Regions from separate parts of the Homo sapiens genome. Here all the other regions are linked to region 3. Evidence: chromatin contacts called from ENCODE Hi-C or POLR2A ChIA-PET data. All regions are on one chromosome and are shown on one strand. The core of a region is the stretch at or near the end of the contact, and the rest is flanking DNA. Distances in the headings are between cores, read along the strand shown.

Region 1 (6,595 bases), core at 2,244-4,743, 640 kb before region 3:
GCACGTCTGTAGTCCCAGCTACTTGGGAGGCTGAGGTAGGAGAATTGCTTGAACCCAGGAGGTGGAGGTTGCAGTGAGCCAAGATTGTGCCACTGCACTCCAGCTTGGGCAACAGAGCAAGACTCCATCTCAAAAAAAAAAAAAGTAGTTAAGCATAATTTAATGCAATGGTGTTTTACTTAACGTAGTTGCTTATTCAGAACATGCAGTGGTATTAACTGTTTTGATGCAGGTTCATCAGAGTTTGAAGAAAAGGGAAAAGGAGATCTGAGAAGTTGCTGGTGGATTTAAGTTGGATCATTTTTAATGTCCTTCAGCAGTCATAGGTAAATAAATCCCTTTTAAATTATATTTTGGCTGTTGAACTACACTTGACATAACTCTACTTGCAGAATAACATCTCAGACTGAACCTCACGGATTATAGCTTCAGTAGTAACAACTACAAGAATTTAAACTTATTATATTTTTCTTTCTACGCTAATCTAAAAATGCTTAATATAAACATATAAACGCATTCTGTATCATCTATATCTTCATAATAAAGCTCTGCTGCAAGATTTTAGTGCCTACATTTGCTTTTGAGTTTACTATCCAATTACTACTATTTGAATTATATCAGATTTGTGTGAGGAAATGGGGGTGGGGGATTCTTAATAGGTAAATGCTGCTTTCCATCACTTCTGGCTGGATAAAAGCTAACCGATTCAAGGAGTTCAAGGAGTTCTGAAGAAGAGAAAAATGTTCAGAATACCTGGAAACTGGAGGAAGAATTAAGAAAAGTCTGGATAAGCCTGGGCGCGGTGGCTCATGCCTGTAATCCCAGCACTTTGGGAGGCCGTGGCGGGTGGATTGCCTGAGGTCAGGAGTTCAAGACCAACCTGGCCAACATGATGAAACCCCATCTCTACTAAAAATCCAAAAAATTAGCCAGGCATGGTGGCAGGCACCTGTAATCCCAGCTATTTGGGAGGGCTGAGGAAGGGGAATCACTTGAACCCCGGAGGCGGAGGTTGCAGTGAGCTGAGATCACGCCACTGCACTCTAGCCTGGGCAACAAGAGCAAAACTCTGTCTTGAAAAAAACGAAAAGGCTGGATGAAAGCTAAATTTACCATTTATTGAGTGTTGACAATGTGCTAGGTACTATTATATCATCTGACACTTTTTTTTTTTTTTTTTTTTTTGAGACGGAGTCTCGCTCTGTCGCCCAGGCCGGACTGCGGACTGCAGTGGCGCAATCTCGGCTCACTGCAAGCTCCGCTTCCCGGGTTCACGCCATTCTCCTGCCTCAGCCTCCCGAGTAGCTGGGACTACAGGCGCCCGCTACCGCGCCCGGCTAATTTTTTGTATTTTTAGTAGAGACGGGGTTTCACCTTGTTAGCCAGGATGGTCTCAATCTCCTGACCTCATGATCCACCCGCCTCGGCCTCCCAAAGTGCTAGGATTACAGGCGTGAGCCACCGCGCCCGGCCGACACTTTTAATCCTTACAAAAACCCTATTAGATTCATATTACTATCTGTTTTTATGGGGAAACTGAGGCTCAGAGAGCTAGAGTCACACAACTGGTAATTAACAGAGACAAGATTGGAACCAGCTGGGACTAACTCCAAGTCTATGCTCTAAACTATTAGGCAATACTGCCCAAATGAAAATGATTACATAGTAATTAAGTATATTAACAAAAAGATGATTTTGTATTCTTACTCTATAAATCAAAAGTCATGTTCAATTGTGGCAAGTAGGTTTTCTGAGAGATTTATCTTCATGAGAGATTTCAATAGATTGGTCTGGAAAACTCTGTGGCAACTCAAGGTAAAGTAAAAGGGAGGAGACGCAAAAACTGCTTTAACACTAAAAATCTGTAAACAAAGTTAATGGTAATCCCTCTATTGGAATGGAAATCCCAAATCAGTAATAATAGCTCATGAAAGCAAGGTGTCAGAAAACTGCTTTGCCAGCAAATCATTTGTCTGTTTAGAGCTCATCATTCTTTTTTCTTTTTTAAATCATCACGGATCAACATTTTTAATTTTTTTTTTTTTTTTTTTTTTTTTTAGATGGAGTCTCGGTCTGGAGTGCAGTGGCGCGATCTCGGCTCACTGCAACCTCCGCCTCCTGGATTCAAGCGATTCTCATGCCTCAGCCTCTGGAGTAGCTGGGATTACAGGCACGCGCCACCACACCGAGCTAATTTTTGTATTTTTAGTAGAGACGCGGTTTCAGCATGTTGGCCAGGATGCCCTGGGTCTCTTGACCTCGTGATCCACCCGCCTCTGCCTCCCAGCGTGCTGGGATTACAGGCATGAGCCACTGCGCCCGGACTTTTTTTTTTTTTTTTTTTTTTTTTTTTTTTGAGACCGAGTTTCACTCTTGTTGCAATGACGCGATCTCGGCTCACTGCAACCTCCGCCTCCCGGGTTCAAGCGATTCCCCTGCCTCAGCCTCCCGAGTAGCTGGGATTACAGGCATAAGCCACCATGCCCGGCTAGTTTTGTATTTTTAGTAGAGACGGGGTTTCTCTGTGTTGGTCAGGCTGGTCTCGAACTCAGGTGATCCGCCCGCCTCGGCCTCCCAAAGTGCTGGGATTACAGGCGTGAGCCACAGCGTCCAGCCAACGTTTTTAATTCTTAAAACTGTGTTTGAATGAGTGTTGGGTTTTTGTTGTTTGGTTTTCTTTGGGGTAAGGCGGTTATCACCTTACACAAAAAATTTACATCATAATATGAAAATGCCCATTGGTTCATTCAAGGAAAAACATAAAGAATTTCTAACAGAATGGATTAATGGGGTGGAAGAAATTTATCCATTCTCTAAAAATTTTTCAAATCCCAAAAACTTTTTTTTTTCATTTTACAAAATATTTACTTCAAACAGTAGCTGGCATTTTGCATTTAAGAGTTCGACCAAAAGGGACAGAAATATAAATTGCTAATTATTAGCAATGGAAATGAAAATGAATCAGAAGTGACAATAAAGATTTCTAAAATTACAAGTCGATGAAAAATGAATTTACTGTAAATTGGTTAACACAAATCGCTGTAGTAACATATCTGCTATGTGAAATTTTTAAAATAAAAACCAGGGCGGAGAAGGGGAGAAGGAGATCTCTTTCCAAGGCCCACCACCCAAATTCTAATTCTTAGTTCACAGATCCAAATAATAATAATGTGTTGTTCTATGACTTCTAGTATTAAAAGTAAATATAAATTTACTCTGCATATTAAACATTTACATTATTCTAGGACTTCTCCTTTAAATTACGATAGTACACACACAAAAACCTTATTTATCTAATTGCCTTTCGTTGGCACATAAAGACAAAGATCGTTTGCAACATAATCGCGTTCTGATAGGTTTGACCCTCTCTAGTCTTCGTAGAAGGTGGCCAAGGTTTCCGTTACCCCGGCGTCCCTCGGGCACCGCGGAAACGAAACTCCATCAGGCTCCGCCCCACGGTCTGCGGAGTGAGCCAATCAGGGCACAGCCTGCGTTGACCGCGTGCCGGGTGTCATGGCGGCCTGCAGGTACTGCTGCTCGTGCCTCCGGCTCCGGCCCCTGAGCGATGGTCCTTTCCTTCTGCCACGGCGGGATCGGGCACTCACCCAGTTGCAAGTGCGAGCACTATGGAGTAGCGCAGGGTCTCGAGCTGTGGCCGTGGACTTAGGCAACAGGTAAGGAGTGACGTGCGTTCACTGTATTGTCATAAGGTGTCTTGTCCAGCCAGCTTGAGCGTATTCATCTCCCAGGGTAGAAACCCGGTATCCCAGCTCTATTTAATCTCTCCTTACCCTAAACCTAAATTCCAAATTTCCCTTTCCGGGTTTGGAATGTGTCTCCTCGGACCCTCCTTCCCGCGCTATGTCGTTCTCTCTGTTGGTGTGTGCCGGGCTTCTTTGCTCCATCCGACTCTGTCCGTCCACCTGACTTCCGATCTCTTTACTTTCCGGGACCACTGGGCTCTTAAGTGGGAAACATTCCACCTAGGAATAACGAGTTGACGTGGGTGAGACGAGGCCCCCCGGGATGCTGGCCCGGACCCTGGAAGCTGGGGCTCTGATGCCCCTCGAGCTGGGACACAGACCTCAGCAGAGGCTCCGGGTGGCTAGTGCACCACGGGTCCCCCACGTCCCACTCCTCGGGCTCCTTCAGCCTCCTCTTCACCAGGAGCCTACCTTGTAGAAGTTGAACACCAGGTCCAGTTCACAGACATTGTGGAAATATTCGTTTAAGACCTGGGAGAGGAAGGCAGAGATGGTAAGAGATGGACAGGGAGAGAGCCACACACGCACAGAGATGGGAACAAGGTCATCAGAAAGAGACAGCAAAAAAAAGAGACCAAGAGGGAGGCAGGGGAGAGAGAGAGACAGTGACAGGGAGAGAGGCAAGGAGACACACAGAGAGAAACAAAAGCAAAGATCGATGCAAAGAGATGGCAAAAGGTCAGGCGCTCACACCTGTAATCCCAGCACTTTGGGAGGCTAAGACGGAAGGATGACTTGAAGTTAGGAGTACAAGATATCATGTCATCCAATCTAATTGATTGCCTAAAGTGTGACCACTATGACCCTGGGTTAGGAGGAAAAGGAAAAGTCAGTTTTTTGAACGCCAGTTATATGATCCTCGCAATCTTTTTAAACCTGTCGTAAAGGTACTATTACCCTCATTTTATAGTTAAGACTACAGAGGCTCAAAAAAGGTTAGATAACTTTCTAAGAGTCTATAAAAAAGTTAGTATTATGGGACTAGGTGGTTTTTGAATTTCTGTTTTTTGCTTACAAAGCCCATACTTTTTTTTAGGGGACCGCTTTTTAAAAAAAAAGTTTGCTTTAATCGTTCTTAGAATAAATGGAATTGCTAATGCAAACTTCATATATCTAAATTTTTTACGTGTACTTTGAAAAAATTTGGACCCCAGTTCATACAAAAAGCAAAAAAATCATTTTGAATCCAGGTCTCGCACTCTAACTTTGATAAGTAGTTGACATTGAACAGGTTAATTCACCATTTTCTTGTGCAAAGTGTGGAGAGTGGATTCCATCAAGGGTCTGCAAACTTTTCTATAAAGGACCAGATAATATATATATTAGGCTTTTTGGGGTACACACTGTGTGTATGTGTTTACAAACCCTTTAGAAATATTTTAAAAAACGGCCGAGCACAGTGGCTAACACCTGTAATCCGAGCACTTTGGGAGGCTGAGGTGGGTGGATCTCCTGAGGTCAGGAGTTCGAGACCAGCCTGGCTACAATGGTGAAACCCCGTCTTTACTAAAAATACAAAATTAGCTGGGCGTGGTGGCAAGCACCTGTAATTCCATTTACCTGGGAGGCTGAGGCAGGAGAATCGGTTGAACCCAGGAGGCAGAGGTTGCAGTGGCAGAGATCGTGCCATTGCACTCCAGCCTGGGTGATAAGAGTGAAACTTTTGTCTCAAAAAAAAAAAAAAAAAAAAAAAATATATATATATATATATATATATATATATAAACATTTTTAATTGAAGAGTAATATAGAAATAGGCCACAAGCTGTAGTTTGGTCACCCCTAGACTAGGTTATCTCTAAGGCTTATTCCACTCCCAGCATTCATTAATTCTGATTTTTGAGGGAAGTGGACATCTCTTCCATTCTTCAAGGACTACACATGCTTCAAAGAAATGCCCAGAACATTTCATTCAACAGACACATACTGTGAGATAGGCATTAGATACTGAAAACAAGATGCAGCTGCTGCCCTCCATATTTTCCATAAATAATCTACTTTGACTCTTTCATTTATTAATCAACCTGTTCCTCTTTTGTAGGTAGTTCTTTTTAAACTCGTGTCATGTGTTGAAATAACTAGACTAATAAAATATCATACCTGCTGGATAAATTCTTTCATTTTTGTCTTGTTTGCCATTGGCAACATTTATTGAGTGACTACTATGTACCAGGCACATTATATTTGTTATCATATATATTCTTTACTGCATTCTGGAAGATTATATAATTATTGTAGGTGTTTTTCAGATAGTATATTTAATGCTTACAGTAACCTTGGAGGCAGGTGTTTAATTTTCATTTCAGCAAGCTTTTATTGAGCATCTACTATGTATCAAATCACTGAGGATATTCAACAGAATATGCCACAGTGGGCAAAATGCTAAGGCAGTAGCCCCGTTAGTAGAGTAGAACTGTAGCTTTCACAGTTTTTCTTCCCTGTGTTTTGGGCCCACTTCTGTCTAGTTAAAGATCCTCCACTCCCCTTCACAGAGATCACTTAGGTATTCAGAATTTACATTGGTAGACAGAATGCCAGTTCCTGGTAAGTTTTGAGAAGTACTGGTGGCATGTTACTCAGGGTTAAACAAAATTTCAAGATGTCAGATTTACATTTGCCTCATGAAACCATTACTTAATACTGATTTCAGCTATAGGTTGTTGCAGGTCTGTGATACTACACAGTGTGACTGGTTTTGAGTATCTCATTCCTTCCATCTACTCAACATACTAATCCAGCATCAGCCTCTCTGTACCTCATTCCCATTAGTCACAGGAGACCCATTTTATTGTAGGCTTTCATCATTATAACATCTGTGTTGAATAAATAGA
Region 2 (6,666 bases), core at 2,406-4,905, 580 kb after region 3:
TAAGCTTTTAAAGAATAAGCTGTTCTTATAATTGACAAACTAACCGTTTGCAAGGGATACATCCACTTTTCTTTTTCTTTTTTGAGACGGAGTTTCGCTCTTGTCACCCAGGCTGGAGTGCAGTGGCGCGATCTCAGCTCACTGCAACCTCTGCCTCCCGGGCTCAAGTGATTCTCCTGACTCGGCCTCCTGAGTAGCTGGGATTATAGGCATGTGCCACCACGCCCGGCTAATTTTTTGTATTTTTATAATTTTATATTTTGTATTTTTATAATTTTTTGTGTTTTTGTATTTTCACCATGTGGCCAGGTTGGTCTCGAACTCCTGACCTGAAGGCAATCTACCCGCCTCAGCCTCCCAAAGTGCTGGGATTACAGGCATGAGCCACTGCGCCCAGCCTACATCCACTTTTGAAAACAAAGTTTACTTTTTCAAATTATAGAAGTAACATATGCTTACTGTAGAACAGCAGAAAATACAAAACAGCTCTGAGACAAAAGCAAAAATCACAAGGAATCTCATCCATTCTCCCCTCCCCCAAAAACCTTAATATTTGTAGTATTTCCTTATCCCTTTTGTATATTTTTCTACATAGTTACGGTAATTCCATTTATATAATCTTGTGTTCTGCTTTTTCTCCCTATGTTAAAAACCTTCCCATGTTATTAGAAGGTATTCCATAATAATATTAAAGTTTTTATTAATATAGTAAATAATACTTACATATTTCCAGGCACTAGTCTAACTGCTTTACCTATAACTTATTTAATCCAACCAACCCTATATGGTCTGTACTATGATTATCCTGATCTTACTGATGAGGAAACTGAGACCGAGAAGGGTTAATGACTTGCTCAGGGTCACAAAGTGGGCCCATGGTGAAATCAGGTTTTAGACCCAGGCACCACAGCTCCACGGTCAGCACTTTTAACTACACACTGTATTGCCTCCAGAATATATAGTCCACCCTGTAACTTACCAATGATGGACTTTTAGGTTATCACCACTTAAAAAAATCATAGTAATGTTACAATAGACATCTTTATAGGCATCTGAAGCACTATTTTATCTAAGCCTATTCAGACAGCAAAACTTTTACCAGTTCAACAAGTTCAATTTATTTTCAGCTAGCCAACAACAGCTGTAGAAACATCTAAAATGGCTAGCATTTCATACACCAACTCATTACTCCACCTACCAGTGGTATGAACTTCCATGTGGGCCTCACCTGTCCACCCTGCTGCCATCTGCAGCAGACTCCAATGTTTCCGTCTGCCTTCACACTGCAGAAGGAGCCAGTTAAAACCCTGGGTCTGTCTGACTGCATCCCCCAGTAGATATAAGCAAATTCCATAGATTTTTTATGTCTGGAATATTTTAAATGCTAAGCTTATTTGTTCCTAGTCCTATAAGCTTGTGCCAGTACAAGGCATACAGACGAGGAGACAGAACATCCCATATACATGTGTAAAATTTAAAATGAATGTTTTTCTAATTCAGACAATAATCCAGAAAAGGAACATTTGAGTATTTAACTTTTTGCCTGCTTATCGTATAATGAATGACTGAATTCTCCTGCAAGGTTAAAGGAATGCACACTCTAAATTAATAGATGGTGGGAGGTGAAAACTATCCAAAATATATTTTCACATGAGGGGACCAGATAATGGTATGCTAAGTAAAAAGGAAATGGTGGCCTGTAGTTCACCTCTCCTCAATACAATTTACCAGTTCAGTTATCCAAGGATGTGTGTGTATGTGTGTGCGTGTGTGCTTAAAAAAAAAACAAAACTGGAGATGTCCAATAAAAGGGAAAAGCAAAAACAGAATTTTGATACTTTAGAAGTCATAGGCTCAATAAAGAAATTTTCCAACATGGCAACAATGCCATATAGAATTCATTTGCCATCTGAAAGTGAAAAGATCAATACATCTAAAAGAAGCTGCCCACACACGCATTTTCCAAGAAATATTTTTCTATGTTATAAAAACACAAAATATGGTTTTTAACATATTCTAAAAACATACCCCAAATAACCTCAATTCTATTGACCAAAAAGTACAGTAATTACAAATTATAAATCTCTGTATAAGGCACTTACATAAAACCAGAAATAATGTTTCTATACAAGGAGAGGACCTCTAAAATACATGTAAAATACGGAAAGTGACAAAGCAAAATTCAAGACTTACACATATGAAGACAGTGAAACAAAAGAAACAAAGCCATTTTCAGGATACGCTACAGAGCTATGAAATTATCACAATTAGTCTCAATCTAAACGTCTAAAGGACTTTAAGTTATGGGATAATTAACATATCTGTTAATATCATCTTTTAGGAAATCCTTTAGTATAGAAACTTGGTTTGTATTTAAGCCTCTCAAAATAAAGTTAACTCACTGTTTCCATCTACTATTTAACATGTAACTCACTGTTTTCATCTGCTATTTAACATATAAATCCTGGAAATTCTTAGTTTACTTCCAATCATTAACCCAAATACTGCATTTTTAAAAATGTCATATTCAGAGCACCCAAACTAACTGGCTGTTTAGATTAGTCCCACAGGCAGCCCCAGCCCCACCCAGGTACCCACACCCCCTGCAACCTTGATCACATCACCATCAGGCTCAAGTCTGTACAGGACCCATTTCAAAGACCACTCCCAACCCCCCCTGTTTTTACCACTCTGACTTAAAAAACAAGCCTTTCTATTGAAAAAAATTGAGAGACTACAGTTAGACAGTGAATTAATTACAAACAAGAACTAAGTACTGCAGACAAACTACCAATGAGCTTACTAAGAAGTCTAAAAGTGAATCAGCTAAGACAAGATTCCACAGCAAAGTAACCAATGCCTCTGACTCTGCCTCTCTAATGTGTTAGTGTTCAAACATCAATAATTCCTTTCCAAAAGCCTATCAAACATATAAAATATAGGACTTTTAAAAAAAATCTTCAGGCTGGGCGCAGTGGCTCATGCCTGTAATCCCAGCACTTTGGTAGGTCCAGGCGGGCGGATTATGAGGTCAAGAGATCGAGACCATCCTGGCTAACATGGTGAAACCCTGTCTCTACTAAAAATACAAAAAATTAGCTGGGCGTGGTGGTGGGTGCCTGTAGTCCCAGCTACTCAGGAGGCTGAGGCAGGAGAATGGTGTGAACCCAGGAGGCGGAGCTTGCAGTGAGCCAAGATCGCGCCACTGCACTCTGGCCTGGGCGACAGAGCGAGACTCAGTCTCAAAAAAAAAAAAAAAAAAAAAAACATCTTCAGGGCCCCAGTTTTTATTCAAACTACAAAGACTATATATTTTTCAGTGAGTTGGGTGAGCAGAGCAGAAGAACTACAAGTGAAGTTTCAGATAATGTGCTAATAATTAGTCCAGTAAAATCATTCAACATAAGATGTTACAGAGAATTATATCTTCTTCATATGCTCATAAGATGTTTTAAGACAGTTGGAACAGCAAAAAAAAAAAAAAAAAAATCGATAAAAAAGAGGAAAGCACCTCTTGGTAACACATTCAGAGGAGCAATTTTGCTCAAAAGAAATGCCAAGTTTCAAGATATTTGTTAACCTGCAGCTATTTTAAGGCAGGCCAAGGCTGCATTAGTGCTTGTCACACAGCTTGCTCCCAACCTCTTGGCAGTTCTCCAACACATTCCAACATTTGATGCACAGCCTTGCTGGAATCACGTCCCACTTATCTCTAAAGACAACCAAGTAAGATGTTGCTGCATTACACAACCAACCTGCCATTTATTCCCATCAGGTCACTTTGCACAATGCCTGACTGAAAAAAAAAAAAAAATCAGACCACCATCTGAGTGAATGGAGCTTAGTCCAAAAAGATACAAGTCACACTCAGCCAAAAAATATGTATCAGAAAACTGCTCAACCTGGGGAGAAATGTCATGCCTTACTGCCCAAAGAAAGGTTAAGCACTCACCAAGTAAGGAAGGAGAACTGATACCAAGGGAAATGAGCAAGATCAACTAAAGATGGTAAACCTTAGAACCTTACTCATGCCACCACTGCCTACATTCTGTTCTTTTTGTTTGTTTTCGTAGAGACCAGGTCTCACCATGTCGCCCAAGCTGGTCTCAAACTCCTAGGCTCAAGCAATTTTCCCACCTTGGCCTCCAAAAGTGCTGGGATTACAGGCATGAGCCACCCCACCTAATCCCTACATTTTGAAGATTATTAATTGAGTACATTCTAAAGCAGGGGTGTCTAATCTTTTGGCTTCCCTGGGCCACACTGGAAGAAGAAGTGTCTTGGGCTATACATAAAGTAAAACACTAATGATAGCTAATGAGCTATAAATATCACAAAAAATATCTCATAATGTTTTAAGAAAGTTTACAAATTTGTGCTGGGCCACATTCAAAGGCTGTAGGTTGGACAAGATTGTTCTAAAGGATAATCTCAGTATTTAATGAGCCCCATTAACTCTGCGAAAAGAACAGTGTGGGGTTTGAGACAGGTTCTTTCTACTCTGCCCAGGCTAGTCTTGAAGCCCTGGGCTCAAGAGATCCTCCCACGTCAGCCTCTCAAGTAGCTAGGATTACAGGCACATGCCACCCTGTTCTGGTGAACAGAACAATTTAACATAGCAATACATCCTCTAAAAGTCAGTGTACTCTCTAATTTTTAATATTTGGCAAAAACGAAAAAAGCCCTCTTCAGAAACAAAATGGAATGTTTTTTGAAGCCATTCAAATGCTGCTACATTCCATTCTTGCTAAAAAACATATTTAATTAGCACATTTGAGACTCACGCTCTGCACAGCTGCACAACATTCCAGAGATAGGCCAGCTACCGATACACTCTTTACATGAAATACCACTGACTTTAAAAGTTGAGGAGACTGAGAAGCAGTTCTCAAGTATGACTCACTAAAGATAGGTTTATTTCACGTGAACAAAGTTTCCTTTAACAAGAGTGTAGTCCAGTGAAAATACATACTATAATTAAGAATAAAAAATGCATGTACACATGTACCAATAAAATATTTCTTCACAGCCGGAAAAAATATATATAAAAAATTCAAATGACAGACAAGAATAGTCTCCCTTTGAAACAAGACGATACATCAGCCTTCTCTCTAATTAAACTTTTACCTTTTATGAATTAAGCAAGATTTCTAGAACTAGGATGAAACCTATGTCAGAAACACACACTTCGAAGGCAAAATAGGCCTTTCAAAATAAGAAATCATCCTGATTATCAGGGAAACTCGGGATTTCCTTTAGCCCTGGGTGTTGATTTAAAAACAAGCAAACAGACAAAAACCTACCTTTGAAACAGAGAATGAAAGACAGGATGTGTGCTGGTTTCTTTCCTTCCGAAATGGCAGGCAGATCTCTTTGCTCCAGGCTAGAGGCACTTCCCCAACTCCACCCCAGGAGATAAATTGGGTATTTAGGGACAACTGGCAGCACAGACTTGTCAATCTTGCTGTGAGAAGGACCAGGCCCCTCTCAGAGAAGTCACCTGACTGATATCTCTGACCACAACTCATCTCCTGAAATAGTGACAGGTATTCTCATCTGCTCAGAGGACTGGCTAAGGCCACATTCCAGCCCCCTACCCTCCTCTAACCTAGGCCGCTGGGACCACTCTGGGCACTGCCTGGTCTTGTTGCCATCCCAAGTGTCAAGACCTAACATTTGCAGCTGCCTCAAGATCAAGTTGAGACTCCTACACCAGGCTTCAGGCAGCTCAGGCACAGTAACCATCAAGCATTTCCCTTGATGGGCTTTGGCCACCTGCAAACAAAATGATTCCCATCAGGTTAGGAGTTTCAGAAGAATCCCTTAGTTGGAGAAAGTCCACCCAGCCCAGCTCAGATTTTTCCCTCTTAACTGTGAAAAGGGCCAACACTGACCTTTAGTGTTTAAACCCCAGAAGAAGGCCATTTGTCACTTTTCCTTGGGGCCCATTACCCAAATGAGACTAACAGCAACCCCCAAGTTTCTAAAGGAAATTGCTGGAAAGAGCTTTTTTTATCTTCCAATGAAATATTTCTCCCCTCTTCCCACTCCCTCTTTTCCTTCAGCAGATACGGAAGCCGTTTTGGCACCTTCCTCAGAAAGAAGCCGAATACTAGAGTTAAAGGCAACAAAGGCCAGCAAGTCACCTCCATCCATCTGATGTCCTAAAGGCTTAAAGAACTGGCTTGCATAATCAAATAGAAATAACGCTTTTTCTTCTTGAAACAGATCCTAAATCCCAAGATAGAATTGTAAAGAATCCAGCTAATACAAAGACCCCAAGAAAGCTGAGCTCTAGTATATGCTTTCATCAGTTACAACCAAACCCAGCCCAGTAAAATTTATTACACTTAAAACCAAGATTATAATAACCACATCCATTCCACTGCGACACATTATGGGATAGGTATTTCAAAGACTCTGAAATCAGAACACAAAAGTAAAATCAGATGTTGTCCGAAGCATATGGAGATGTCTCTCAGGGGAATTAATGCAACTGTGATGGGAATTCCCTTCAGAACAAAACAGAAAGCACATTATCTAATGAGAATTTAATTTCTGGTATTTTTCCATTGTAAAAAGACATTATTCATAAAAGAGAAACAGCTATAATAAACAAATTTTTGAATTCTTTCTTCCTTTCCATTTTTCTTTAACATCCCACCC
Region 3 (6,758 bases), core at 2,209-4,708:
AGCTCTTGCTTATAAGTGAGACCATGATAATGGAAGAGAGATTGGTTAAGCTGACCTCCCAAAGTTCTCCCAACCCTAAGATTCTATGATTCTAGCAGGCTGGATCTCTTGTAGTGTTCTCAGAGAGAACAGCTACTAACCAGTGGTATCTGAAAACTTTAATCTTCTACTTCTGATGAGGTATTTTCTTTTCTTTGTTTCTTTTTTTTTTTGTTTTTTTTTGAGATGGAGTTTCGCTCTTTTCACCCAGGCTGTAGTGCAATGGCATGATCTTGGCTCACTGCAACCCCTGCCTCTCAGGTCCAAGCAATTCTCCTGCCTCAGCCTCCCAAGTAGCTGGGGTTACAGGTGTGCACCACCATGCCCTGCTAATTTGGTATTTTTAGTAGAGATGGGGTTTCACCATGTTGGCCAGGCTGGTCTCAAACTCCTGACCTCAAGAGATCTACCCGCCTCAGCCACCCAAAGTGCGGGGATTATAGGCATGAGTCACGGTGCCCGTCTGATAAGCTATTTTCAAATATAAATTATTGAATAATTATTTTAAAACTATTATTAGTATCTAGAATGTGCATTTTTCTTTTAACTGGTTCAAATGTCCACCAGAATTTTGTTAGTGATAGTGATATTTACATCTAGTTACAACAATGTATAACTAGCTTTACTTTTAATTGTGGTAGAGCAGCAACAGCCTCCTTTCTTTTTGCTTTGTTGATCATTCTATGAAAGCTGGGCAAACTCTTTACTCATCTATCTATCAAATACTTATTTTTTTAGAAGTCACTGAGATTAATAAAATTTATTTTTATTCTGCACCAGATAGTGCTTATATTATTGCATCAATATTAACTGCTATTTCCTATTAAAATTGTAAATCTACTATTTATAATTATTCTTTTGTGAAACTTTGATTAAAGATACTCCTTTGAGACTATTTTAGTAGTAGTAGGTACAGGGATATATGAATGCAGAAATATCATATAAACAACTTGCAAATAACGTAAGTCCTGTTTATATTAGACATACATAAAGGCCCTGTGAAACTTATCATTAAGGAATTTCAGAACAGTCATAGTGGGAAAAGCATGCGGGGAAGACTGCTGATAGCTAAACTGTGACAATAGAAAAGGTCGTATCATAAAATACTGTTAGTATATTTTTGTATGTTTATGCAATTGGTTGAAAATCAGGCAAATTTTTTATAATTTTTGATAAATATTTGACAAAGACTTCAAATATGTCTCTTGTAGTCACCATTGTAGAAATTTGTTTTGTTTAAATTCATTTGGCATTAACTTCCCGCCCCAAAATTCTACATCAATACATCTCTCTTCCTACTCTTCCCAACCCCTCCAAAAAATAACACCAAACTCAAAGCAAGTCACAAACGTTTTGCACAAATAAAGCCAGTTCTCCGTGGAATTAATGTGATAGGTCTTGAATATATTGTTGATAATTAACCCAATCAAGTAACATTGCCAGGAAATCTTTATTCTTTTCCTTTTTTAAAGGTTCATAAACTTTATTTCTTAGAGCAGTTTTAGGTTTACAGAAAAGTTGAACAGGAAGTACAGAGTTCCCATACACTCTCACTCCTGCCCCCTAACCACAGTTTCCTCTATTATTATTAACATAACGCATTGAGGTGGTACATTTGTTACAACTGATGAACTGATATTGATATATCATTAACTAAAGTCAATAGTCTACATTAGGGTTCACTCTTTCTGTTGTATAGTCCTGTGGGTTTTGTCAAATGCATAATGTTATGTATCCACCATTACAGGATAATACAGAACAGTTTCACTGCCCCCAAAATCTTCTGTGTTCCACCTATTTATCCCTCCCTCCAACTCTTACTTTTCTTTTTTAATACCCAAATTAAGCCACAGTAATATAAATTAGTTGGAGCTAAGAATTTGCCAGTGATTCCCCATGGCAATCAAACTTTCTTAATTATTAATCTAGACTAGCACTGTCCAAAAGAAATATAATGTGAGCCATTATGTATTTAAAAAACTCTAGAAGCTGCTTTAAAAGGAACAAGTAAAATTAATTTAATAATATTATACTTATCCCAATATATCCAAAATATCAATTTCAACATTCAGTCAACAGGAAAGCTGAGATATTTTACATTTCGGAGGTACTAATTCTTGAAATCCAGTGCGCATTTTACACTTACAGCACATCTAATTTCAGCCTAGCTACATACATTCCGAGTGTTCAATCAGTAGCCACAAGTAGCCAGTACCTGTCAGGTACAGCACAGATTTAGACTTTGAGCAACTTGAAAGCAGGTTATCCTCTTCTCTCCAGGGCCTCCAGAGTAGGCATGCAGTGAATATTTTTGAAAGGTAAATCAGAAAGATAAAAGGATCCTGATTCTTACAAAGATGTTCTGCAACTACTCTCTTTAAACTCTCCAGCCTCATAAAAAGTGGAATGGGGATCATGCTTATTCCTGCATATCAAACCAATGACTATGGGGCTTCCTGACTCCCAGAAAGCCTGAATCATCCGAAATGTTGACTCATGAACCTAAGGTGACTGAAATGTAACGTGAACCAAATTAGCTTTCCAAGGCATCTTTGTATTTCCACTTTCCTGTCTCCCCGCTGCCTCTCTCTTTGGGTGACTCACTCTCTTACCATGTAAGAGTCCAGCAGGCAAGGCCCCAAACTCTCTTTGGAAGAAGAGCAGACTTTCAAATGGTCGGCCCCAGATCCCTAGTTAATTCAGCACAGCTGTTTTCCTCCCAATTTCGGGGGCTGCGGTTTAGACTGAGTGAGCCTAACTGTCAAAAAACAATTTTTTTCTTATTTTAGGGTGGTAGTAGTAGTGATGTAGTTTGGAACTTTGAGTGAACAAATAATCTTTTATTTCAAAAATCTTTAAAAATCCTTAGGGCCCACTTCCCAGTCCCGCTAATACCTTTCTCCAGTCGGGTTTCTTCCTTTCCCGGGAGGAAAGTTTCCACTCTCAGTTCCCCCAGGATAACGCCCTTCCGGTGGCGCGCCAGAAACCGCGCCGACCCCTCCCAGCCAGCAGCCCGCCCCCTTTCCCAGTGCTCTAACGACATACGGACGCCAGCTGCGGGCAAGGCCAAGACCCCACCCCAACTCACGGTTACCCAAAGTGGGGGTGGAGCTCCCAGCTCTCAGCCCCGCCCATTGAACGCAATCCCAGCCGGTAAGAGAGAGGAAGTGCCGTAGTCCCCACCCACTTTCATCTCCTTCCCTTTCTGTTGGCCCGGCTGGTCGCCTATCTTCTCGATCCTGTAGCCGATTGGCTCTCTCCCTCCCGCGCCAGTCCCTGCCCTCCCCTGGGGAGGGTGAGTCACGCCAAACTGGGCGGAGAGTCCGCTGGCCTCACTCCTAGCTCATCTGGGCGGCGGCGGCAAGTGGGGACAGGGCGGGTGGCGCATCACCGGCGCGGAGGCAGGAGGAGCAGTCTCATTGTTCCGGGAGCCGTCACCACAGTAGGTCCCTCGGCTCAGTCGGCCCAGCCCCTCTCAGTCCTCCCCAACCCCCACAACCGCCCGCGGCTCTGAGACGCGGCCCCGGCGGCGGCGGCAGCAGCTGCAGCATCATCTCCACCCTCCAGCCATGGAAGACCTGGACCAGTCTCCTCTGGTCTCGTCCTCGGACAGCCCACCCCGGCCGCAGCCCGCGTTCAAGTACCAGTTCGTGAGGGAGCCCGAGGACGAGGAGGAAGAAGAGGAGGAGGAAGAGGAGGACGAGGACGAAGACCTGGAGGAGCTGGAGGTGCTGGAGAGGAAGCCCGCCGCCGGGCTGTCCGCGGCCCCAGTGCCCACCGCCCCTGCCGCCGGCGCGCCCCTGATGGACTTCGGAAATGACTTCGTGCCGCCGGCGCCCCGGGGACCCCTGCCGGCCGCTCCCCCCGTCGCCCCGGAGCGGCAGCCGTCTTGGGACCCGAGCCCGGTGTCGTCGACCGTGCCCGCGCCATCCCCGCTGTCTGCTGCCGCAGTCTCGCCCTCCAAGCTCCCTGAGGACGACGAGCCTCCGGCCCGGCCTCCCCCTCCTCCCCCGGCCAGCGTGAGCCCCCAGGCAGAGCCCGTGTGGACCCCGCCAGCCCCGGCTCCCGCCGCGCCCCCCTCCACCCCGGCCGCGCCCAAGCGCAGGGGCTCCTCGGGCTCAGTGGGTGAGTGCCGCGACCTCTCGCTTCGCGCCGCCCCTCGCGCCCCTCCCTCTTTTGTGTGCAGCCCCAGATGCTTTGGGCTGGTCCCTCCTCTCCGCCCCGAGGGCGCTTTGTCTGCGGACTTCGGGGCGATGGCGCCCCGTCTGGTTGGAAGCGCGGGGAGAAGGGTGGGGCGGCCCTTGGAGCCCGGGTTTGTTCTTATTGTCCGTCTTGGTTTCGGGGAACACGTGCACCGCTCCCGGCTCCCACTTTCACCCTGTGTGATGCCCAGCGTACGGATTCTCGGAAGTTAGGCACCCACCCGTAGTAGGAGCCGGGTATATACCCGAGAGCCAGGGTTGTGGATTTATCGGGTTGGTTGGGCTTCGAGGTGAGGAAGGAAAGGCCTTGGCACCCAGATATTTTTAGGAGGTGCTTTTGTCTACCCGTCTGGGTTGCTCCTTTGGAAAAGGTGCAGTTTTGCTGCGGGTCTGTTGGCCTGCATTCTGCCCCGGGCTCCCTCCTCACCTCCTGGCTGGCGTGGGTGGCCCCTTTGCGCTTCCCCTCCCCCTCCTCCTGTGCTCGTGGGGAGCTGGCCGAGTGGAAAACGTCCACATTGACCCAACCGCAGTGAAGGGAGAGCGCCTCCAGTGGTGTGGTGCGTGGAGAAATGGGAAGGAGAGAGTTCTGGTAAAGTCCTGCCACCGCCCAGCTCCCCGGGGTGTGATGTGGACTGCTCCCCACCAGCTAAACCGAGCCAGGGAAAGGGGATCTAGGCATTGTGTTCGAGGGGGCGTAGTTCTGCCGGGGTTTCAGCTGCAGGGTCGGAGGAATTGCTGTTAGTGTGGACTTGGCCCAGCCTCTTAGTGCATCATAATTGAATCTTACAGAAAAAAATAAAAGGCAAAATGGTTGACATTCCTAAAGAAGGGAAAACCTGTGGATTCCTTGCCAGGAATTGGCTAATTGAACTCGTGGCAGATTTACCATGAGACACAGAGAAATGTTTTGAGACAGACATTTTCATATATATTGGTTAGAAATACTGTTTTTCAGAAGGATATGTTTTAGGTTACAGAATCAAAATACGGTCACGTGCCTCATAACGACGTTTAGGTCAAGGACAGACCGCATTTGCAACGGTGGCTCCATAAGGTTGTAATGGAGCTGAAAAATTCCTGCCGCCTAGCGACGTCTTGATCTTGACCCTGTGTAGGCCTAGGGTAATGCGTTTGTATCTTAGTTTTTAACAAAAGTTAAAAAAAAAATAGAAAAAAGCTTATAGAATAAGAATATAAAATTTCTTTTCTATAGCTTTAAAATGTGTTTGTGTTTTAAGTTAAACGTTATTACAAAAGAGCCAAAAAGTTTATAAAATAGAAAAGATACAGTAAGCTAAGGTTGATTTATTATTGAAAAAATATATCTAAAGATAAATTTAGTGTAGCCTAACCGTAGAGTGTCTGTAAGTTGTACAGTAGTACATGGTAATGTCCTAGGCCTTCACATTCACTCACTACTCACGTCCACAGCAGCTTCCAGGCTGGCAAGCTCTGTTCATGGCCAGTGCCCTGCACACGTGTGCCATCTTTTAATCCTTTGTACAGTGTTATTTTAGGTATGTTTAGATAAACACTACACAAATACCATTGTGTTACAGTTGCCTACAGTAACATCCTGTATAGGTTAGTAGCCTAGGAGCAATTGATTATACCATATAGCCTACATATAGGTATGTAGTAGGCTCTACCATCTAGGTTTCTGTAAGTATACTGTGAGGTTTGCACAACGACAGAATTGCCTAACAATACATTTCTCAGATCCTGTTCCCCCTGTTCAGCGAGGCATGACTATGTATGGTCTGTAAAATAGTTTTCAAGTTCTTTCATTCACCTAAGTTCCTGATTGTATGTTATTATTAGTCACGTTGTTTTATTGCCGTTTTCATCTTGGGAAATTATTTTGGAAGCGAAAAAAATCACGTTTGTTAGAGATTGAGAATGCATAATATTAGATACATTCATAAGTACTTGCTACTTCGGGGACAGAAAGTGTCCCACTAGCAGTAGGACCTTTATGTATAAAAGGTCAAGAATCAAGTAGTGTAACTGCCTGCTTGGAAATCTTCATAGCCTTGTAGGATGTTAGAGGTGATTCATTTCTTAAAAGAAAATCAGTCTGATTTTTTTTTTTCTCAATTCACTTCTCCATAATGGGGGAAAATAAGCCAATTGCGATGCTTTTTAGTAATATTTTGATGTTGACGGACTCCTCACCCCCATACTACTCAAAACACTAATTGCCATATTAAAGGTCTTAGAAGATGAGGAGTAACTCAATCTTTTCCTTTTTCTTTATGAAAAAGACATACTTGAGGGAAACTGAGGTAAGAGAAAAATATGAAATATATTTTTAAACAGGAATTTTTTTTTTTTTTTTTTGAGATAGTCTCCCCCTTGTCACCAGGCTGGAGTGCAATGACGCAATCTTGGCTCACTGCAACCTCCGCCTCCCAGGTTCAAGTGATTCTCCTGCCTCAGCCTCCCGAGTAGCTGGGATTACAGGCGCCTGCCACCACGCCTGGCTAATTTTTGTATTTTTAGTAGAGACGGGATTTT
Region 4 (6,121 bases), core at 660-3,159, 530 kb after region 3:
GGGAGGTGGGCGAGCCCAAGTGTGGCGGGAAGCAACTGCAGGATTTTAAGCTAATAACCGACACCACCCTTGAGTGTATTTGTAAAATATTCTTCCCAGGGCTGTGTGGAAAACAGATTCTAGGCGGCAATAATGGAAGCAGGGGCCACTTGGGAGGCTACTCCAGAAATGATGGCGGTGCAGCTCTGGGTGGAGAAGCGGGGATGGTTAAGAGGTGGATGTGCTTAGAGGTGGATGTGCTTTGGAGGGAGAACTGACAGGGCCTGGTGAAGGACTGACTAGACCCGAGACATTGAGAAACTGAGCTAGTGCTATGCCTGATGCCTATGGGTGTGGTTAAATGTGGTTAAATTCCCGCATATTTTAAATTTCACTGGGGGGAAACAGGCTCAGTCAGGCATATGAAGCTATCTAAGTAAGTTGTTAATCTGCAAATGTAGGAAGAAAGGAGTGAAAAGACAACACCCCTTTTAAAGTGGTATGAAGCTATCCCAAGAAAAAAAATAAATTATCAACATTTTTTTTTTTGAGATGGAGTTTCGCTCTGTCACCCAGGCTGGAGTGCAGTGGCACCATCTCGGCTCACTGCAGCCTCCGCCTCCTGGGTTCAAGCAATTCTTCTGCCTCAGCCTCCCGAGTAGCTGGGACTACAGGCGCGAGCCACCATGCCCAGCTAATTTCTGTATTTTTGGTAGAGACGGGGTTTCACTATATTGGCCAGGCTGGTCTCGAACTCCTAGACCTTGTGATCTGCCCACCTTGGCCTCCCAAAGTGCTGGGATTACAGGCGTGAGCCACCATGCCCGGCTGTTATCAACATCTTAAAACTCAAAAATTTATTGTCAGGTTTTTGTAGCTGGATGCTCACTTAGTGAAAGCCTTGTTCAGTGTGCACCAAGATGTGCACCTAGGCCAGAGTCAGCAGGCCTCCTCACCACAGCCTGCGTGCTAACCAAACCAGACACCACTCAGCAACACAGAAGGATCATTCAAGAGATGATTCTTCCCCCTCACATATGCCACCACACAAAAAATAAACAAACCCATATATGTAGAAAAGAAACATTTATCGTGCTTGAAATGCAGCTTTTTAAAAGTTCCAGCACATAACCACACATGCCACATGCAACCAAGTTTCCATAGTAAATAAGCTGAAACAAATTAACTGCACCTTAAATAAACAGTAGGCTCTTGGGTGGTACCAGCACACAACTGCCTGCTCTTTTGTCATGGCTGTTTTCTCACATGCTATCCAAGAACACAGCCAACACACCCCACATGTTCCTGAGGAAGAAGCACTGAATCCACTTTACCACTGAGCCACAACATCTGTGACTCAAACTGTCACCCATCTCTGCTCTAATAGAAAAATCCTGAATGGAAGTAAAATCCTGGATTCTCATCAGAGAGACATACTCAATCTCAATTAAGTACATTCACGGGTGTATTAATTTTCACACCTACGTTAGCAATTTATTTATGGGATTTCATAAAAACACAAAAACTTCAGAAATCTAATCGAGTAAGTATATTCCATTGAATGATCTTACAGTGGCATTTAACATTCAAAGTCATAAACCCTTCCAAAAAATGAAAATTAATAATGTCATGCAATCATCTGATCTTGAATATAGTTAACTTTCATGACTATTATCAATATCAGAGACTTTTATAAAATTCAAACTTGGAGGATTCTATCTCTAGGGAGAAAATGTGAAAGTGCTATTAATCCCAAATTCTGAAAGTACAGAAAGTAAAATTTAATCCAACCCAACCCAAGGTAAAACCCAAGCAAGGCATGCCTCTCCCCAGATAAGTTTTAGCTATTTGGTGCCACCTGCTGACCAATGAGAAGAAACCCCCAGGGCTGCTATACCTGCGCTGCAACATCCACCGCACCTGACTCCTGCAGAAGCCCAGCCTGGCCCCTGCCCTGCCCCCACCTGCGAATCTCTCTTTCTATCACTGAACCAACAACTGCTTTCCACAGATTTCTTTCTTTCTTTCTTTCTTTCCTTTCTTTCTTTCTCTCTCTCTCTCTCTCTCTCCTCTCTCTCTCTCTCTCTCTTTCTCTCTCTCTTTCTTTCTTTCTTTTTGAGACAGAGTCTCGCTCTGTCACCCAGGCTGGAGTGCAGTGGCATGATCTCAGCTCACTACAACCTCCACCTCCCAGGTTCAAGCAATTCTCCTGCCTCACCCTCCTGAGTAGCTGGAATTACAGGTGTGCACTATCATGCCTGACTAATTTTTGTATTTTTAGTAGAAATGGGGTTTCACCATGTTGGCCAGGCTAGTCTCAAACTCCTGAACTCGGGTAATCTGCTTGCTTTGGCCTCACAAAGTCCTGGGATTACAGGTGCGAGCCTACCTTGCCCAGCCCACAGATTACTTAGTAAGTAAGTGATAATTCTTGTCTTAAGCTTAAAAGAAGTCACTCAGAGAACTAAAGCACCTTTTTTCCTAATGTTCTTTCTTAATGGTATTCCTTAAAAACACTACTATTGTTCCTTAAAACGGAAAGGTTAGGCCAAGAGTGGTGGCTCACGCCTGTAATCCCAGCACTTTGGGAGGCCAAGGGAGGCAGATCACTTGAGCCCAGGCGTTAAAGACCAGACTGGACAACACAGTGACACCCCCATCTCCACAAAAATAAAAAAAAAAAATAGCCAGCTGTGGTGGCATGCGCCTGTGGTTCCAGCTACTTGGGAGGCTGAGGTAGGAGGACCACTCGAGCCAGGGAGGTGGAGGTTGCAGTGAACCATAACTGTGCCACTGCACTCCACCCTGGGTGACACAGCCAGACTCTGTCTCAAAAGAAAAAAACAAAAAACAGAAAGGTGAATGGGAAGTCAAAGTATCCAAATTATCCACTAGTCTGTGTACAAAATAAATAAATAAATATATGCCAAGCACAGTGGCTCACACCTGTAATCTCAACAATTTGGGAGGCCACGGTGGCCAGATCACTTGAGCCCAGGAGTTTGAGACCAACCTGGGCAAGATGGTGAGACACCCTCCCAACCCTTCTTCACTATCTCTATAAAAATTAGCCGGGCACGGTGGCACGTGCCCGTAGTCCCAGCTACTTGGGAGGCTGAGGTGGGAGGATCACTTGAGCCCAAGAGGTCAAGGCCGCAGTGAGCCATGATCGTGTCACTGCACTCCAGCCCAAACAACAGAGTGAGCCTCGTCTCAAAAAAAAAGCAATGCTCTGAGTTCTTTTTATTCAACTGTTTCACTCAAGTGTCCAGAATTTGATGGTAGAGACATCTTTTTTCTTCAATATTCTCCATCTGTTCAAAGACAATGTCCTTTGTCCAAAGAAAGCTGAGTATTTACAGTGATAGAACCCACTATTTTATTTTCAAGGCAATTTCACGGCAAAACATCCCTCGCTCCCACCATAGCCATCATGGAAAGGTCCCTTCTAGGCACTCAACAGCAGCAAGGGAGTGACGTGAGGGTGAAGAAGTCAGAGTGAGGGCAACAGTATGGAAGAGTGTGCCCATGGCATGGAGACTCCAAACTCCAGCATGCTACAAACATCATCATCCTCTAACCCACTTCCACATGGGACTAGGGCCAGCTGTGAGGACAGTTTATATCACACATACAGGTGTCCCAGGAGGTTATCTAAAAAGGGCTGGGTTTTCTCAAGGTGCTATTGGCCATGCCTCCCGTGGGCTGTGAAGTCATCTGTACTTCTTAAATAGCTGTGGGAAGTTTAGGAAGAGAAGGGAGGAAGGCTTGGCCATCTTGGAACTCTGCCTGGTGGTTCCACCATTAGGAAACCCAGAAAGGACTATGTAAGGCTGACACAAGGAAAGGGAATCTCCCCTTGAAGAGAAAGGCCCTCATCCCTCTAATAGCAGAGCAAGGGCCTGGATTCCACTGGACTTGCTCACCACAGTAGGAGCTCGTTAAATAACTTTTGAATGAATAAAAACAGTAATACCCTGCGTGTGACAAGGGTAATGCCCATGTTCTTTGTGACTAGGTTTCAAAAAGATAGGAAAGTGCCTATCTACTTTCCCTGCTCTTCTCTATTGTGGGGTGGGGGGTGGGGTGGCATGGGGTAGGGTGTGGGTGTGTGTATGTATAAAAAGGAATATGTAGAAAAGCCAAGATCCTCCCCCTCAAATTACTCTTCTCTAATCCTACATCCTATGAACTGGAATTTTCCATAAGATGCACAGAAATTCCAGATGCTTTATTATTTTCTGCTTCAATAAGCAGACACTAAATTCATTTCTTCAAACAGGTGGATCAAGGCAGAAATGGATGTGGAAATTATCATCCTGTACCTTTGAGGTAAAGAGGCTTCTACAGCTCTGGCATGAGCTACCACAGGTCATAACCATTAGGAAAGAAACTGGAATGTTACCATGCCAGGCTTTGTAAGTATTCTGTTAGTTCTCCTCTATATTGATTAAAGTTCGTAAAGTCAATACCTGGAACAGCCCAGAGGGAAAATACTTTACCTGTTCTCTTACTTCCCAAGATACCACATTTATTATCTAAGTCGCACAGGTTATCAGATAAACTTGCAGGTTTTTGTTTTATGAAGAAACAATAATCCCCAGGCTACTTTCCAGCATCCTCTACTGTTACTCTACAAAATCTTCCTTGGTGACATCATCCACTTCTCTGTCTTTGCTGGTTACCCGGTGCTGACAGCTGCTCCCTGCAAGGTGCAGGTGTCTCCTAACAATCACTAACTCCGCCTGTCGAACACCGAACTCACAGCCCCGACCTCTACGCCCTGCATCTCCTCCACCACTCCCTCGCTGAATGGCATCCCCACTTCTCCTAGCCGCCCCAGACACAAACCTTCGCAGTCACCTTTCATTTCTCCCTCTCGCTCCACAGGGTGGCCCTAAGGTAACTCGTACCTCCTGAAAATCTCATGAGTTAGTTCCAGCAGGAGTTTCTCATTCCAGCTCCTCATCTCTCATTGTAATCCCTAATCCATTCCCCTACAATGCTACCAGAGGGACCGTGCTAAAATGTAATTCCAGTTATTTTATCCCCCTAAAAACTAAAATCTACCAAATGGCTCCCAATGCCATCAGAATAATGCCAAGAAGCCTTAGGAGAGAAAATGAGATTCTTCACGAGGACCTTGCCCATCTCTCTAGCCTGGTCCCACTATCCATGTCCTAAGCTCTTGCAACTCCTGAGAGAGAAGAATCATGTTCTTGTCTCAGTTCCAAACCTATCACCTGGAACAGCTCTTTGCTCTTCCTGCAAATCCTAGCTCAGGTATCACTACATCCAGGAACCTCCTCAAATCACTCACCACCACCACCACCTGGTCTGAATTAGACAACCTTAGACAGTGCCCACATGCACTCCCTCCGACACCTTATGCACCGCTGACCTATCATTAAAAGACTGCTTCATAATTACAAACCTTCTATTTACTTACCATCAATAAGCCATGGCCTCTTGAGGTCATGATCCCATCATTCTGTCTTTATAACTCCTAGCAGGGTGCCTGGTAACATTAAGTGCTTGCTAATTATTTGTTTCTAAATGGGCTGCCTGGACAGGTGGCAGAGGGAGGACTGGGAGGTGAGAGCACAGGGGCAAAGTCAATTGGAGCTGCCACTCTGGTACTATCTCCATCAGTCACAACGCCTGAAACATATACTCCTCTGATTTAGATAGATCTGGTAGACACTCTGCTTTCAAGGAAGTCACATTTTTTAAAATAGGCTGCTAATGAAAGAGTGAATATTTTATAAGGTGCCTCTCCATACACATAATAAAATTTAGATTTCCCTTTTAAATTTAGTTTTTACCCTTGTAAAAAAATTATTTTTTGTCTGAACTACTCAGATTTCAGAGAGTAAAGCAACAAATAGAGAATACATGGAATTTTCATTGGCACTACACATATGCACACACCCATATACACACACTTCCTTAATACCCAATCTTAAAAGGCTCAAATAAATTAAATAAAATGAAGAAGGTGACCAATGTTTGCCAGTCCTTTTCGAGGAAGAAAACTATGTAACAATTACTTTGGCAGAATTCAGAGACCCAAATGTTCTGCAAACACTTAAAACACTCCCACTTTATTCATAAAAGACTTGAAAAAGTGTACACTGGATGC

The links. A loop is a pair of places that touch in the nucleus more often than their neighbours do. ChIA-PET counts read pairs that join two places held with the same protein, here RNA polymerase II (POLR2A). Pooled maps may share reads with other maps.
Region 1: a loop to region 3 is called in a map of CD8-positive, alpha-beta T cell, with 24 times the contacts of the local background. The contact joins the promoter of PNPT1 here to the promoter of RTN4 in region 3. A Hi-C loop is called at or near these places in 3 of 168 maps with a recorded cell type or tissue (CD8-positive, alpha-beta T cell and naive thymus-derived CD4-positive, alpha-beta T cell), 4 of 37 single-sample maps with no recorded cell type and 13 of 50 pooled maps. POLR2A ChIA-PET finds 5 or more read pairs at or near these places in 1 of 52 experiments (activated CD4-positive, alpha-beta memory T cell).
Region 2: POLR2A ChIA-PET joins it to region 3 with 17 read pairs in PC-9. The contact joins the enhancer-like site here to the promoter of RTN4 in region 3. POLR2A ChIA-PET finds 5 or more read pairs at or near these places in 3 of 52 experiments (A549, PC-9 and endothelial cell of umbilical vein).
Region 4: a loop to region 3 is called in a pooled map, with 4 times the contacts of the local background. The contact joins the enhancer-like site here to the promoter of RTN4 in region 3. A Hi-C loop is called at or near these places in 1 of 168 maps with a recorded cell type or tissue (PC-9) and 8 of 50 pooled maps. POLR2A ChIA-PET finds 5 or more read pairs at or near these places in 1 of 52 experiments (OCI-LY7).

What each region holds. Positions count from the first base shown.
Region 1 is chr2:55,690,742-55,697,336 of GRCh38, reverse strand. It overlaps PNPT1 (polyribonucleotide nucleotidyltransferase 1), which reads left to right and starts at 3,493. Exons shown (of 28, transcript NM_033109.5): 1 at 3,493-3,674. The coding sequence starts at 3,514. RefSeq lists enhancers at 3,304-3,453, 3,484-3,543, 3,554-3,673 and a silencer at 4,244-4,303.
Region 2 is chr2:54,468,624-54,475,289 of GRCh38, reverse strand. All of the region lies in intron 1 of SPTBN1 (spectrin beta, non-erythrocytic 1), which reads right to left. Among named protein-coding and RNA genes, the nearest start is that of SPTBN1, 16 kb to the right of the region's middle. Within about 2 kb of position 3,655, at least 6 of the 41 ENCODE cell types and tissues checked have a DNase peak (open chromatin) inside an H3K27ac peak, as active enhancers do; they include endothelial cell of umbilical vein, where a contact is called at or near this core.
Region 3 is chr2:55,047,151-55,053,908 of GRCh38, reverse strand. RTN4 (reticulon 4) reads left to right here and starts at 3,458. Exons shown (of 9, transcript NM_020532.5): 1 at 3,458-4,164. The coding sequence starts at 3,609. RefSeq lists enhancers at 3,628-3,677, 3,640-4,452 and silencers at 3,818-3,877, 4,018-4,137.
Region 4 is chr2:54,518,606-54,524,726 of GRCh38, reverse strand. All of the region lies in intron 1 of SPTBN1 (spectrin beta, non-erythrocytic 1), which reads right to left. SPTBN1-AS1 (SPTBN1 antisense RNA 1) reads left to right here. Exons shown (of 4, transcript NR_185881.1): 4 at 4,262-5,410. It also overlaps the pseudogene C9orf85P1. Among named protein-coding and RNA genes, the nearest start is that of SPTBN1-AS1, 37 kb to the left of the region's middle. RefSeq lists an enhancer at 1-7. Within about 2 kb of position 1,909, at least 2 of the 41 ENCODE cell types and tissues checked have a DNase peak (open chromatin) inside an H3K27ac peak, as active enhancers do.